Regions from separate parts of the Homo sapiens genome. Here regions 1 and 3 are each linked to region 2. A link is a contact called in ENCODE Hi-C or POLR2A ChIA-PET data. All regions are on one chromosome and are shown on one strand. The core of a region is the stretch at or near the end of the contact, and the rest is flanking DNA. Distances in the headings are between cores, read along the strand shown. Region 1 overlaps LOC105377161 (a long non-coding RNA gene). Region 2 overlaps SHQ1 (SHQ1, H/ACA ribonucleoprotein assembly factor). Region 3 overlaps LOC105377161 (a long non-coding RNA gene).

Evidence for each region. A loop is a pair of places that touch in the nucleus more often than their neighbours do. ChIA-PET counts read pairs that join two places held with the same protein, here RNA polymerase II (POLR2A). Pooled maps may share reads with other maps.
Region 1: a map of right cardiac atrium shows a loop between it and region 2 (2.8-fold over the local background). The contact joins two enhancer-like sites. A Hi-C loop is called at or near these places in 78 of 168 maps with a recorded cell type or tissue (A673, B cell, CD4-positive, alpha-beta T cell and 45 more), 37 of 37 single-sample maps with no recorded cell type and 44 of 50 pooled maps. POLR2A ChIA-PET finds 5 or more read pairs at or near these places in 12 of 52 experiments (CD4-positive, alpha-beta T cell, CD4-positive, alpha-beta memory T cell, CD8-positive, alpha-beta T cell and 9 more).
Region 3: a loop to region 2 is called in a map of GM12878, with 2.5 times the contacts of the local background. The contact joins two enhancer-like sites. A Hi-C loop is called at or near these places in 1 of 168 maps with a recorded cell type or tissue (GM12878), 18 of 37 single-sample maps with no recorded cell type and 7 of 50 pooled maps. POLR2A ChIA-PET finds 5 or more read pairs at or near these places in 1 of 52 experiments (activated B cell).

What each region holds. Positions count from the first base shown.
Region 1 is chr3:72,676,521-72,680,884 of GRCh38, reverse strand. The region is part of intron 5 of LOC105377161 (a long non-coding RNA gene); the gene reads left to right. Among named protein-coding and RNA genes, the nearest start is that of SHQ1, 170 kb to the left of the region's middle. Within about 2 kb of position 1,849, at least 2 of the 41 ENCODE cell types and tissues checked have a DNase peak (open chromatin) inside an H3K27ac peak, as active enhancers do.
Region 2 is chr3:72,818,511-72,823,052 of GRCh38, reverse strand. All of the region lies in intron 6 of SHQ1 (SHQ1, H/ACA ribonucleoprotein assembly factor), which reads left to right. Among named protein-coding and RNA genes, the nearest start is that of SHQ1, 28 kb to the left of the region's middle. RefSeq lists enhancers at 457-736, 757-806. Within about 2 kb of position 1,837, at least 13 of the 41 ENCODE cell types and tissues checked have a DNase peak (open chromatin) inside an H3K27ac peak, as active enhancers do.
Region 3 is chr3:72,588,934-72,594,053 of GRCh38, reverse strand. All of the region lies in intron 10 of LOC105377161 (a long non-coding RNA gene), which reads left to right. Among named protein-coding and RNA genes, the nearest start is that of RYBP, 140 kb to the right of the region's middle. RefSeq lists an enhancer at 2,667-3,494. Within about 2 kb of position 2,298, at least 12 of the 41 ENCODE cell types and tissues checked have a DNase peak (open chromatin) inside an H3K27ac peak, as active enhancers do.

The sequences.
Region 1 (4,364 bases), core at 600-3,099, 140 kb after region 2:
TGCCAGAGCCGCATTAGAGGGCCGTGGGGCTGGCAGGAAGTGGGGGGATATTTCCAAGGAGGATTTAGTGACTAGTGACTAAATGGTGTAGGGCTGAGGCGGGGGCTGGGCCTGTCTGTCCTCAGTCTCTGGTTCAGGTAAGCACGTGGACAGTGGTCCTAGGCATCCAGCAGGGAACTCTGGAGGAGATGCAAGCTTTGAAACGGGGCTGAGGAGGAGTTCAGTGCTTTGGACACGTTTAGTTCCAGATGCCAGAGAGACATCCAAGAGTGAAGGTTCTAGTAGGCATTTGGATTCAGGAGACCAAAACTCACAGAGTAGTCCTGGCTATAAATTTGGACTGGGACCCAATACAGAGATGGAAACTGAAGGCACAGGAGTAAATGTACTCACAGTGGGAGGATGGGAAGAATGGGAGCAGAGCCATGGGTAAAGCATGTTTCCAGAAGGTTCTCCTGAGAGACCCAGGAAGGAAAGGAGCAAAATTCCATAGGATCCACAAGAGAGGAGTCATTGGCAATTTTCATAAGGACAGTTCCCCTTGTGATATATGGGAAGAAGGCAGATGGCAGAGTTGAAGAATAAGAAGGAGGTGAGAGAGTGATGAATGAATGAATAGCATTCCAGCAAAGTCTTCACATGCCTCCTCTAGGTCTGCTAATTCTGGAGATTCAGAATGGATTTGCCAAGAAAACTCCCAACGACCAGCCAGGAGAGGAATCTTTTCCACCAAGCTCTCTCTGTTTCAGAAAATAACCAATGTGTGTGTTGACCTCAGCATCCCTCCCTAGCAACCAGCATCTGTGTTTAAATTCGTGGGGGAGGGGTGCTATTATCTTGTGGCTATCCACACAGCTTCTGTGGTTACATCTGTTGTTTTTGTCTGTACAATAGCCATTTGTCATCATTTGGCTATTAACACCTCGATCTGGCTGGGACTCACTCCTTATCCCTGGCTCTGGGGATGGCACGTGTCCCAACCGTGGCCAATAAGACTCAGGCCTGAGATTTTTTGGAAACTATTGAGAAAGAGAAGCACCCCTTAGGCAGGGATGGCTGCCACCACCCCTATTAGGACTGGAGACATCCTGCCAGCAGAGACAGAAACAGATCCAAGAGACAGAGGGAGAAAAACAGTCTTGATAGCACTTCATGAGCTCCTGGATCCAGCCATGCCTGATACCATTTAATCCTTGGGCTTTTCAATTACATGAGTCAGTAAATTATCTATGTTTGCCTGTCAGAAAGGGTTTTGTGAGTTCTAGCACTGAACGAATGGTCCCAGCAGGAACAAACTGCCTAGGGATGGGGGCATAGGAGTGGAGTTGGTGGAGGAGGTTTACTTGATTTCCCCTCAGACATTTCACCAGGCATCTCATCCCCCAAGTTGCTACCTTAGCAATTCTCCCTCCTTTTTGCAGTCATCCTTCCTATTGTTTTTGCTTGTATTCCTATCTTTTTGTAAACTCCTCCTTGCTTAAAAAGCAGCATCTGAGATGCTGGCCTGAGGCCGTCTGCCCTTCCCAAGAGAATACACATGCTTGCTATTCTTTACAGTAAAACCAAGGTCCACATTGTGTTTCCCCAGGGCTCCCAGAACCTGAGTTGAGAGGTGGGGATTTTGCAGGGACTCCATCAGTGTGCAGCATCTGTACCTGCCTCCAGCGACTGCTGACACGAGCGGCCACATCTCCACACTTTCGCCCCACTACCTTATGTGTGCCACAACCCCTCCAACAATGCAAACTCTTGTTCATTTGCTCAGAACATGAATGAATCATGCCAGGGAAACTCCTGGCCACTGGACCACATTTTGCTGTGTTAGCAATAAACATCCCTTCATATTGTCATCATAGCCACAGGGGAAGACAGAGGTCTCCTGGCAGAGGAAGGGCGTGACACATTCCGCACTCTTTCTACTCCCTCCCTATGTCAGCCCTGATCTTTGTTTCCTTCTTTTTGCTTCAGAGCAAGCCTCCTTCTAAGGCCTTTAATTCCATGGATCATATTTTCTGTCTAGCTTCCATTTAATGGCCTGTCATGGGCCCATACCATGCCAGCTCCTGGGCGTAGTGGGGTTTGTGTATTTCAGTGTGGGCTTGCAGAATGACCCTGCATTATTTACTTTCCATCCTCATTGAGAATTATCAGGCTTAGGTGGGTTCCTCCCACCCTTCTTGAACTCTTCTTCCTATCCTCCATCCACCCTCTTCCCTCTATTTTATTCTTCCTGTCTGTCTTTCCTTCTCTCTTTCCTTCCTTTATTTTTTCCGTTTCTGTCGCTTCCTGTCTCCCCCCATGCCCTGGACTTTGGTCCTGTGGTTCCAGTAAAAGGAAAACATAGGGAATAATACGAAAAGCAGCCAGGCTTAGCCAATAAATCCTCTAATGCTTGTAATGGTTTTATTTTCTTCATGTTCATTCTAGTTTAAGAGGTCAATCAACATCTTTGAAATGCTTGTGGTTTACTACATGGAATCTTTAATTGAGGCACAGAAAACTCCTCTCTCCCTCTCTCCGTCTTCCTTCCCTCTCTCTCTTCCTTTCATTTGTTTAATAAATGTTTTTTGAGGGTTTTTTCTGGGGCAGGCCCTGGGCTAACTGCTAGGAATGGTGACTAGAAACATGGGTATGATCCTTGCTCTGATGATCTTACATCTATTGGGAGACACATGTTTTCACCAGATAATTCCACGTAAATGTATTCTCATAACCTCAGCAAATGCTTTGAGTTTCCACGATGGTCTACAGAGACACTGACCCCGACTATGGAGGTGTGGAGGGTTCCTCAAGGAGCTGATTTGAAGGATGAGTTTGCTTTTCTTTTTTTTGAGGGGTGAGGCGGGATGAAATCTCGTTCTGTCCCCCAGGTTGGAGTGCAGTGGCGTGTTCTCGTCTCACTGCAACCTTCGCCTCTCGGGTTCAAGCGATTCTCCCACCTCAGTCTCCCAAGTAGCTGAGACTACAGGCACCTTCCACCATGCATGGCTGATTTGTGTATTTTTAGAAGAAATGGGGTTTGACTATATTGGCCAGGCTGGTCTTGAACTCTTGACCTCAAGTGATCTGCCTGCCTCAGCCTCCTAATGTGTTAGGATTACAGGCATGAGCCACTGCCCCTGGCTTGAAGGGTGAGTTTTCTAGGTGAAGATCAGAGGAAAGAGCATTCCAAGCAGAAGGAACAGAATATGCAAAGGTCCTGGGGTGAGAGGAAGCAAAGCACCTTCATGGAATGTAAGAACAGTGTTACTGGGACAGAGAATGGAGAAGAAGAGGCCAGCGGGTGAACGGGGGCCAGATGTTCAGGACCTTTACCCTAGGTAAGAGTTTGGGTCTTCACTCCAAAAGCAAAGGAATGCCATGGCAGAGTTTCACCTGCCAGTGGAGGTGAGTGGGGATAATCAGTGCTGCATTCCTAAGCTCCAGCCTGGCTCTTGCTGCAATCTGGGTCGGGACGGGAGGCTCCTTGGGTGACCTGGGTGTGCTGGGTCAGATGTGGCATTGGTGCCAGGGTCTGGATTGAGGGTGCCAGGTTATTGTTCTGGCTTTTGGAAAGGGAGATAATCCTGCCTATAAACTTCCTGCGTGGGTTAGAGGATCCTATGAGATTAGCAGGTGGAAGAAGCATCACTGAGTACTGATGAGACCTTTGAACTGGAGACAGACATATTTGACTTTGTTAGGAGATCTTGGGCGGGTTTGCAGTTTCTCTAATCTCAATTACCTTTTCTATAAAATGGGGATATTAACACTAATGAATCTGGGTTATTTCTCTCTGCTGGTCATCCCTTTTTCAATTAGGATATGACCATCCCATGTGTGTCTGGTGGGACTGGCAACCCCTGTTCCCCCAATCCCTATTGGGTGAAGGGAGTGAGCATGTGATCTAGTCCCAGAAAATCATTGTGCCCCATGTCCCTGTCCACAGAAACTGATTTAAGGGAGTGGCCTAATCAGAGTCCCTCCATGAGATATGACATGGGGCTGTTGGAAGACAGCGTATCTTGCTTTTATATTATGAGTTGTAAGAGCACAGACTTGAGCTACTGGTATCCAATTTTCCTGGAAATAAAAAAAAAGAAAGAAACAGGGAGATTGGTGGGGATGGGGGAGGAGAGGGAGACAGAGAGGGAGAGAGAATCCCGTTTGAGAAACTTTGTTTGAGACCCTGGATTTAGTGGTTCCTGAAGCCAAGAATACTCCCTTGAATCTCTCAGTTAAGGAACCCATAAATGCCCATTTTGGCATAAGCCAGTTTGAGTTGGGGTTTGTCACCCACAACAGATGTGCTCTGCCTGATGCATCAAGTCATTGGGTTAATGGCAGTAAAGCACTGAAAGTCAGTATGAAATCTAGGCATGCAG
Region 2 (4,542 bases), core at 588-3,087:
CTCAGCCTCCCAAGTAGCTGGGACTACAGGCACCGGCCACCGCGCCTGGCTAATTTTTTGTGTTTTTACTAGAGACGGGGTTTCACCCTGTTAGCCAGGATGGTCTCGATCTCCTGACCTTGTGATCCGCCAGCCTCGGCCTCCCAAAGTGCTGGGATTACAGGTGTGAGCTCCCGCGCCCGGCCTATAGTGACTCTTTGTTATAGATTTATTGTCGTTTTCAACAAATCCTGACTTTTATATTTGAGTTTAAGCAGCTTTCAGAGACTTCTCACATTATGTATATATAGACAAATTTTCAGGTTTAGGATTGCTAACAGAATATAGATAGTTAATTGTACATGCTAGGTAGATCTGATCATGAAGTTTGAACAAACTTAAATCATCAAGTGTGTCAACTGGTTTGAGTCAGTTTCCCTAATTTTAGCACGGTATTTTAATGAGGTGGTGTGGGAGAAAATTGATGGTTGCGTAGTTGAGTTTTCTGTCCACCAGGGTGAGCTAGTTGCCCTAAAAATCAAGAGAAGGCGTTCCCTTTGATTTAAATTCTAACTTGCTCTACTTTGATAAACTGTAGCTTGTTCTCAGTCCAGTTTTCTGTGTCAGCAATGCTCTTAGTCTTCTTTGTGTAATTTTAGCAGGAGATCAAGCCACTCAGTCCTTTTAACCACCTGCCCTCCTGACCCTTCATCTGACCCATGACTGATAGCCAGGCTGGTGCATCAGGAACAGTCATAGTCTGCAAAGCCATTATGGTGATTCATTCTAAAAACCACCTTTAAAAATAGCAAGGACATGTGATCTAAGGTAGACGAACTTGAGCTTTGTGTCGAACAGCGTGTCTCTTCTAATAATACCAAATGTAAGATATAAACTAAATGTAGGCTTGGGGTTGGACTTCTTGTTCCACCACATGCCTGCGATATGATCTTGCACCTTTGGGTTGCTGTGGAATGCTGTACCTACCTCAGAGTTGTCCTGAGATTGAATGAAACGATGTATTTAAAATCCTGTAAATGTTAGAAATTATTATTGTAGAGTAAAATCAGTCACAGGAGAGCCAGGAGTTGGATGGTTTCTCTGTGAAATTACAATTTTTATACATTTAGAAAGCTTTAAGGGAAAGTTCCTTGTTAACAAGATTTCTCTCTCATTTGAAAAATCCTGGTTCAAATATTTGGGGCACTCAGAATTGGAGGAATAAATTGAAGTGTGTTGAGCCAGGATAAAATATGGGGGAAAAGAAATAAACCAAGAAATAAACATCACAGTTTTCTGCTGAACTATGGTGCATGCTGCTGTACCTTTTCTCCTCTTCCTCTTTGTTCTTTGCCTCTCTGGCCTTCTTCCTCTTTGTGTCATAGCGTGGGCTGTTGTCTGTTTAACACCTCCTCATCAGGTGTCGCCAGGCAGATACAACAGTGCAGGTGAGGGGTGTACCTTTGATTCATTCTGTATCATAAAATATTAACCTAGATTGCTTTGAATTCCAGATAAGCCTTAGGTGGTGAACTTTGCTCCCTCTTTTTCTCCCTTGGTTGTAATTCTTGTCGTTTTCATCACAGCCCTGAGTTACAACAGGGAGACTTTTCTCCAGCTTTGTAGTGATCCAGATTTTCCTCCCCAAAGGCTTGTAAATGGAAGTGTTAAACGCCGTGCTTCCCCTGAGCTCTGGTTTCATGAGGATGAACTCACCGCATTTCCCATGTTGTCTTTCAGTGGTTAATCTGAAGCTCCAGAGTCTTGGCACGTTATTGCTTGTTATGACACCACGTAACATTTATAGTCAATGAACTTCCTAGCAGGGACATCCTGTTTGGCACCAGTGAGCCCTTCAGTGTTTGTAGAGATAACTGTCAGTGTCAACTTTGAAAGTTGTAGCACTGCAGGGCTACCCATTTAGGCTGAAGGTTTGAATGCAGCACAATTTTTTCTGGTTCCCTTGATCTGGTTCCAGTGAATGTACAATGTAATAGACAGATGTGCGTTACTCTGAGAGCATTGAGATCCTTTGTGATTTAATTGTTGACCCAGATAAGAGGGATGTTTGGGAGGGGGATTTAGAGAGGAAGGGAGGATTTAAAAGTAACAAAATTAGAAAATATTTGGAAGAGAAAAGTGACTACCTTGCAGACATCTTTCATTTTGATAGTCCCTTTGCAGCCTTCAGACATATTGGTGGGGTTTTTGATGTTGGGAGGTGGTCCTTGGCCATTTGCTTCAATGCTAGGGCACCAGTTTCCTCCTCAAATGTATTGAGAGTTCAGCTGACTTTTGTTTCACTGGAGATTATTTTTAAAAGTATAATTAGCCAAAACATTGTGAACTATATAGCAAAGCTGCTTTGTAGTGTAGCTAAGTCATACAAATGCTTGACAAATGTTATTCATGGTGGCAATCATCCAAGCATTGTTGGCACTGCATCTGTAGTTATTTCCAGTACTGCTGCTAGGTTAGACTTGATTGTGTGCAAACTTCCCCCAAGTTCCCCTTTGGGTGATATGATTTACAGCTCTAATAAAAAAGGCCTTAGGGAGCTCAGACTTTTGGTTTCTCTAGTGATTTCCTGGTTTGTTGTTATTGTTATTTATCATCTCTGATTTCTTTGCTTGAATTTCAGAATTTAAATGCATTTGTGTGTTATTAATGAAGTAGGCCACAGTGGAACTTATAAATGCTCAGTAAAAGGTGGAAGTGTTTTAGGGAAAGTCTAGCAGCTCCTAGTATCCAAGAATTCAGAAGAATAATTCAAGTAGGTTTTTCTTCTGTGCACAGTTATTGAAAATGACTAATGTAGAAATACTTACATGTGGATAATGTAACGTCAGAACCTACATTGCCTAGGTCAACTTTTATAAATGGATAAACGTCGATAGGTATGATTACTTAAAAATGAAGGCATAAATATGTAGAGAGTTGACATGTTGCTAAATAGTTTCTGGGCATGCTTACTTTGTGATTGAGAATTATGTGGGAGCAGGGGTCTATTAGTCAACTAGGATATAAAGACTTTTCTCTAGTCAGAGATCATGAACACCTGGCATTTTCCCATTAGCTAAATTAATGAACATCTCAAAAACCATACCTAAGGGAATACTGTCTCTAACCTTCTTGCTAAATACAAGGAGTCATAAAATATTTTGTCAGGTATGCTTTCTTCCTGCAGTGAGTATATGCCTTCATGCCATTTCCTTAAATCAAATTGCTTAAAATGAACTGAGAGCTTTTATTTAAATTAAGGAACTTCAGATGCGTCCTCCAATGAGGCAGTCAACACTCAGTTTATCTGTCTTATTAATTAAATCCAGTAAATTTTAAATTAAATACAGTTGACCCTTGAACAAAACATGTTTGAAATGCATAGGTCTGCTTATATGGGGATTTTCTTTTGCCTCTGCCACCCCTGAGATAGCAAAACCAACCCTTCCTCTTCCTCTTATTCCTCAGCCTACTCAATATGAAGACCAGGATGAGGACCTTTGTTTATGATGCTGTACCTCCACTTAATGGATAATAAATTTAATCTTAAAGAGACTTCATGTACAATTCAAGGATTGGGGAAACCTTAACTAAAGCTATAAATCCAGAATCTTGTCTTAAAAAAAAAATGGACATATTTGACTACATGAAAAATAAGTGTTTCAATGGCAAAAGGTACCATAAACAAAGTCAGTAGAGATATGGTAGCTTTGGAAAGATGATTAGGGTTTATATCTATAATATACAGGATTCTTAATTTGACAAGACAAGCCATCCAATAGAAAAAAACTGGACAAAACACATTCGAATGGGTCACTCATAAGAGTGCAAATCCAGATTGCCTACAAACCAAGGAACTAGTGCTTAAAGTTGAGCAATTGGAGAAATACTAAGTGAAATAACAATGATAAGTCACTGTTTTAGTTTTCTCTTGCTGCATAACAAATTATCACAAGCTTCACACAGTGTACATTCATGATCTCAGTTTCCATGAGTCAGAAGTTGGGCCAGGCTTAGCTGGGTCCACTGTGTAAGGTCTTGCAAGGCTGTAGCCAAAGATATCCATCTTATTTTTTTAAAAAACAGATGTTGGAGGCTGTGTTCTTTCCTGGAGCTCAAGGTCTTCTTCCAATCTCACATGATTGTTGGCAGAATTTAGTTCCTTGCAGATATAGAACTGAGGCCCCTACTTTGTTGCTGGCTGTTAGCTGGGGGCCACTCTTAGATCTTAGAGGCCTCTACAGGTCCCTGCCACATAGCCTTCTCACAGGCTCTCTCACTTCACCATGTGACATCTTATTTCTTCAAAACTAGCAGGCGAGTCCCTGGCTTTGGTCTGCTAATAATGGAATATAATCATGGAAATGACTGTCCCATTGCCTTGGTCGTATTCTGTTGGACAGAAGCAGGTCACAAGCTCCATCCCCACATAATGATATGACTCATTGGAAGTCATCTTAGAATTCTGCCTACTATACTCAATTTATTAACCTGGAAATGATTGTAAAAAAGCTATTACATTTCTTGCCAGGGGGAGGTGGGAGGTATGTGTAGGAAGAGGAA
Region 3 (5,120 bases), core at 1,049-3,548, 230 kb after region 2:
GATCCTGCCCTGCATGGATGCTCAGAAGGTTGTTGGCCGGCACATGGCTGTATTTGTGCTGATCTGACCCTGGGGATTAAAGGTTTCACTTGCTCGTGCCCTCAGTCAGCGTGCTGGAGGGTTGCCATCCTCCTTTTGATGGCAACCCTTGCCTCCTCATTTCCATCTGCACCTGTCAATCTCACCACACTCACCAGCCTCTTCCTGGCCTCAGTCTCTCATGCCCTCCATCACTGGGTAAAGACCTAGTCACAGCCTCTGCTGCAGCCTTGTACATGTGCCCTGGGCACCACTGTTCCCACAGCCAGGGATGGTGTCCTTGTAGGTGCCTGTCATTCTCTGCCAGGGAGCTTGCTTTGGCCAGGAGCATGCCTGTGGGAGTGGGGTGGGCAGGCCAGGATGCTGGGGCATTGATGCCTCCAGGAGAGGCCCTGGACCAACACCAGACAGGGGTCTGTGGGCAAATACACCAGTTTCTTCATTCCTTAGGTGGGACAATTCTGACTCCTTTTCTAGACTATCTCAAGGTGTAGGGGAGCCCAGCCTAAGTTAAACTGATACATCCCTGCGTCCAGTCATTGTCATTTCTCACCTGGCTTCCTGTCTGGCTGCGCTCTAGTCCATTCTACAGCTGAAGGAGTTTTCTTTTCTTTTTTTTTTTTTTTGAGACAGAGTTTCGCTCTTTTGCCCAGGATGGAGTGCAATGGCACCATGATCTCGGCTCACTGCAAGCTCCGCCTCCCAGGTTCACGCCCTTCTCTTGCCTCAGCCTCCTGAGTAGCTGGGACTACAGGCACCCACCACCACGCCTGGCTAATTTCTTTGTATTTTTTTTAGTAGAGACGGGGTTTCACCATGTTAGCCAGCATGGTCCTGATCTCCTGACCTCGTGATCTGCCTGCCTCGGCCTCCCAGAGTGCTGGGATTACAGGCGTGAGCCATTGCGCCCGGCCAGGAGTTTTCTAAAATGCAAAATTGGCTGGGCGTGGTGGCTCATGCCTGTAATTCCAGCACTTTGGGAGGCTGAGGCGGGTGCATCACTTGAGCCAGGAGTTTGAGACCAACCTGGGCAACCTAGGGAGACCCCGTCTCTACTAAAAATACAAAAAAAATTAGCTGGGTGTGGTGGCATGCACCTGTCATCCCAACTACTCGAGAGGCTGAGGCACAAGAATCGCTTGAACCCAGGAGGCGGAAGTTGCAGTGAGCCGAGATCATACCACTGCACTCCAGCCTGGGTGACAGAGCGAGTCTCCGTCTCAAAAATACATAAGTAAATTAATTTAAAAATAATAAAATAAAATGCAAAATTAATCATTTCCCTCCTCTGCTCCCTATTGCTTTTAGGCAGTGTTTGAACCCCTTACATGGATGACAAAACACCCTGTTAGTCCCTTAGCAGGGTTGCTCGGCCAGCTGTCTCCTCCATCCCCTGCTCCCTTCTCTCACACACAACTCCAGCCATATGCAATCATCGGAAATTGTCCTACGTGCAATGCTTGCCTTCAACCCAGGCCATTGCTGTGCTGTTCCCATCTCCTGGAATCTTCTCCCCCTTTCTCCTTTCCCAGTACCTTGGCCCATCCCATGCTGACTTCTGTCTTCAGGCCTCCTTCCTCTAGAAAGCCTTCCTGACCTCAGGCAGGGTTAGAGTCCATCTCTCCTTGCATCCACAGAACTTTACTCTTGCCCTCCTCACCCTGGGGCAGAGCTGTCTCCTTATCTGCCCTTCCTTCTTGAGCCGTGGCTTTCAGCCCTGGTTGCACGTTAGAAACATGTGGAAGCCTTTACAAAATGCAGATACCTTGGCCCCACCATGGACTAATCACATCGGAATCTCTGCGGGTGGGGCCTAGTATAGGCTTTTCTTAAAAGCTCCCCGAGTGATCCCAATGTGCAAAACCACATTCTGATAGTATGATCTCACGAAGGCAGAGGCTGGGTTTTATTTATTTCATCTTCAGTTCCTGGTACATAGTAGGAGGTCCCTGATAAATGTTGGCTGTGGATATGAATGACAGCTACTGACATGCTGTCATCCTTCTGTGTCAGGTGCTGTTCCAAAGCAATCAATGAATAAACGAAAGAATAAATAAGTGAGTGAATGAATGTATCAGTGAATGAATGAATGAATGAATAAAAGGCCCACCCACATGCAGCTGGGAACTAGAGGCTCCAAAAAAATGTCTGTCCCTCGAGATGTCTAATTGTCTAAAGGCAGTGAATAGCCTCTTGCCAAACTCCTAGCAGAGATTAAGTAGTCATCCAGCCCTGGGGCACGACCGTGGGTGGTCACTGCTGAGCTGCCAAGTCACCAGCAAGCAGGAGCAGCGGCAGCCACAAAACTGGAAACTGGAGTTGGGAGATGGGGGCTGGGAATTCAGCTAGGAAGGAGCCAACGGGCTCCTTATTTAGGAAGGAATTTGTTTTGGTGTTGCGGGTGCGGGGGTTAAAATTCATTGTTTCTGAGGTTGCTGTGAAGAGTTGGGTCCAACCCAGCAGCATGGGGTTGGAGCAGGGTAATTGGAGGTTGCAGGGCCTGGATTTGCAGCTCTCCTCCCAATGAAAATACACTGGAAAGCAAAACAGAGAGGCTGGAAAATCGTCTCCCAGCGTCACCGGCAAGAATGAAAATATATGGCTTAATAAAAATGGCTGATTCAATTTCAAACAAGTGGCTCATACCCACCTCTAAATAGCTGCTGTTAAAATGCAGACTATAGCCCTGTTTTAAATGAGGCCTAAGGTAGGGAGGAAAAAGGCCTCTCTGCAGGGAGGGGCATGGATCTTTGCTGAGGCCTATTTCAGTCTGAAGTTTTTAAATGGAGTCAAATCAAGGTATTGATGTTGCTTTAATTTTTTTTCCTGTCCGCACAAAGTAGGCTCTAAATGGCATTAGCTGTAATGAGGTAACCCTCTATGCTCCCCGGGGTGGGCACCTGAGCAGGGGCCCCCACAGGACTGCCTGCCGCCCTGGGGTGCTTCACGGGGAAGGGCCACCTCCCTTTGTTCTGTCTCCATGGCCAGAATGAACCCAGGCGGAGTCCAGTGGCATTCAGAGCTGCCCCCAACCCAGCTGCCAGTTCCCTGTTATCTGAATTGAAGAGGTCAGAGGTTAAGTGAGAGATCAGAGTCCCCGGGTCAGGGAAAGAAAAACAAATCCCCGGGGCCTCCGCTGTGCTCTTGAAGCGTGTAGGCCGTGCCCTCCGGTGCAGATGGGGGAATATTTTATACCAGGCCCTGTCCTTTTCTGTTACCATGTAAATTGACTGACTTTTTTTCTTTAACCGAGTTAGGGGAATTTCATGGAGGGGAAAAAAAGGATTGCATGGGCATTTGAATTTTTGCTGAAGACCAAGAGTAGCAACTCCAGTTCTGGCCTCAGCTTCATGACAGGAAGCCGTCGTTGACTGTGGGCCTGTTTTCCTCTTTTCAAACAAGTCCAAGAGGTGATAAGGTAAAAAGGGGTCGAGACACTCATGAATGTATTCAGAAACTAGGTGATCGCACCTGCTATCATGGAGAAGGGAGGCACATTTAAAAGCTTGTTATTGGCTTGGCATGGTGGCTCACGCCTGTAATCCCAGCACTTTGGGAAGCCGAGGCAGGCGGATCATCTGAGGTCAGGAGTTTGAGGCAAGTCTGGCCAACATGGTGAAACCCTGTCTCTACTAAAAATAAAAAAATTAGCCAGGCGTGGTGGTGTTCACCTGTAGTCCCAGCTACTCAGGAGGCTGAGGCAAGAGAATCGCTTGTACCCAGGAGGCCAAAGTTGCAGTGAGCCGAGATCACGCCACTGCACTCCAGCCTGGGCAATAGAGTGAGACTCAGTCTCAAAAACACAAACAAAGAAAAAAAGCCTTGTTATTCTGTGGGTCTAAGAAGCTCCTCATCGTTCAGGCTCCTCAATCAGGAAGCAGTTTTGGATTCTTTACTGGGTTCTTAGCCCTGTGCAAAGAGCTGTAAGGGTTACTGGAGGTTAAGATAAGATAATGCCTCTCAAGGGGCATTTTATGTTGTTTTAGAGCCAGAAAGACTTCAGTTCATCCTGGCTCTGATAGTTCCTAGCCATGTGACCTTGGACTGACTCCTCGAAGCCTCTGTTTACTTATCTGTAATATGGGCGTAGTAGGCCCTCCGTCCTCACCACTTCAGTGTACTCTGGCACCTCCATTTCTTCCCCTGGGGGCTTTCTCAGGCTGCCGATGCCCACTTTGCCTGCCCTTGCAGGTGCCAGCAGTGCCCAGGAATTAGTGCCATTCCCACCTACACACAGCCCTCAACCAGCGTCTGGTGGGAATTGGTGAATAAGCACCCCAACTCCTTCACCCCCTGGGTACGGTGATTCTGAGACGCATTCTATGCCACTTCTCAGAATTTCCCCAGCGGGATTTGGCTCTGGTTTTCCCCCAGGGTGAACTTGACTGATAATACACCCTCCCTTCCATGACCTCCCCACTGACCTGCCCATGTTTCTTTAAACTGCCAAGTAAACCAGGTGCTCTGAGTCCCTGTCTCAGGGTTACTTCCTCCGGGACTAAGACAATGGGATCATGAGAAGAAGAAGAAGGATGGTTGTGAGGATATTGCAATTGCTGAACAGTGTGAGAGCATAGAGACTGCTTGGCACAGGATATGTCCTCAAATCAGTGATAACTATCATTCATAAGACTCAAAATGTACCTGAGAGACGACAGCGCTTTACATTGAGAAAGCAAAGCTGCACAGGATTGAGTAGTTGAGGCAACAGGCAATGTAGATATTAAGAGGAGAAAGGGGAGAGCTGAAAAGGAGAAACACTTACGTTAGGCCCCACGAAGAAAGCAGGGAAGCGACTGAGTTACACAGCCACATCCACGGGCACTGGAAGAGCACCTGGCTCACCAAGGGTCCTCAGCGCTCCCTTTTAAGCTTTCAACACCCCTTGATGCTCCCCTCTTAGCATTGAGTCAAAGCTGGAATTCAATAACTATTTGAGGCTGGGCATGGTGGCTCACACCTGTAATCCCAGCTCTTTGGGAGGCCAAGGAGGGTGGATCACCTGAGGTCAGGAGTTTGAGACCAGCCTGGCCAACATGGTGAAACCCCATATCTACTAAAAATACAAAAATTAGCTGGGC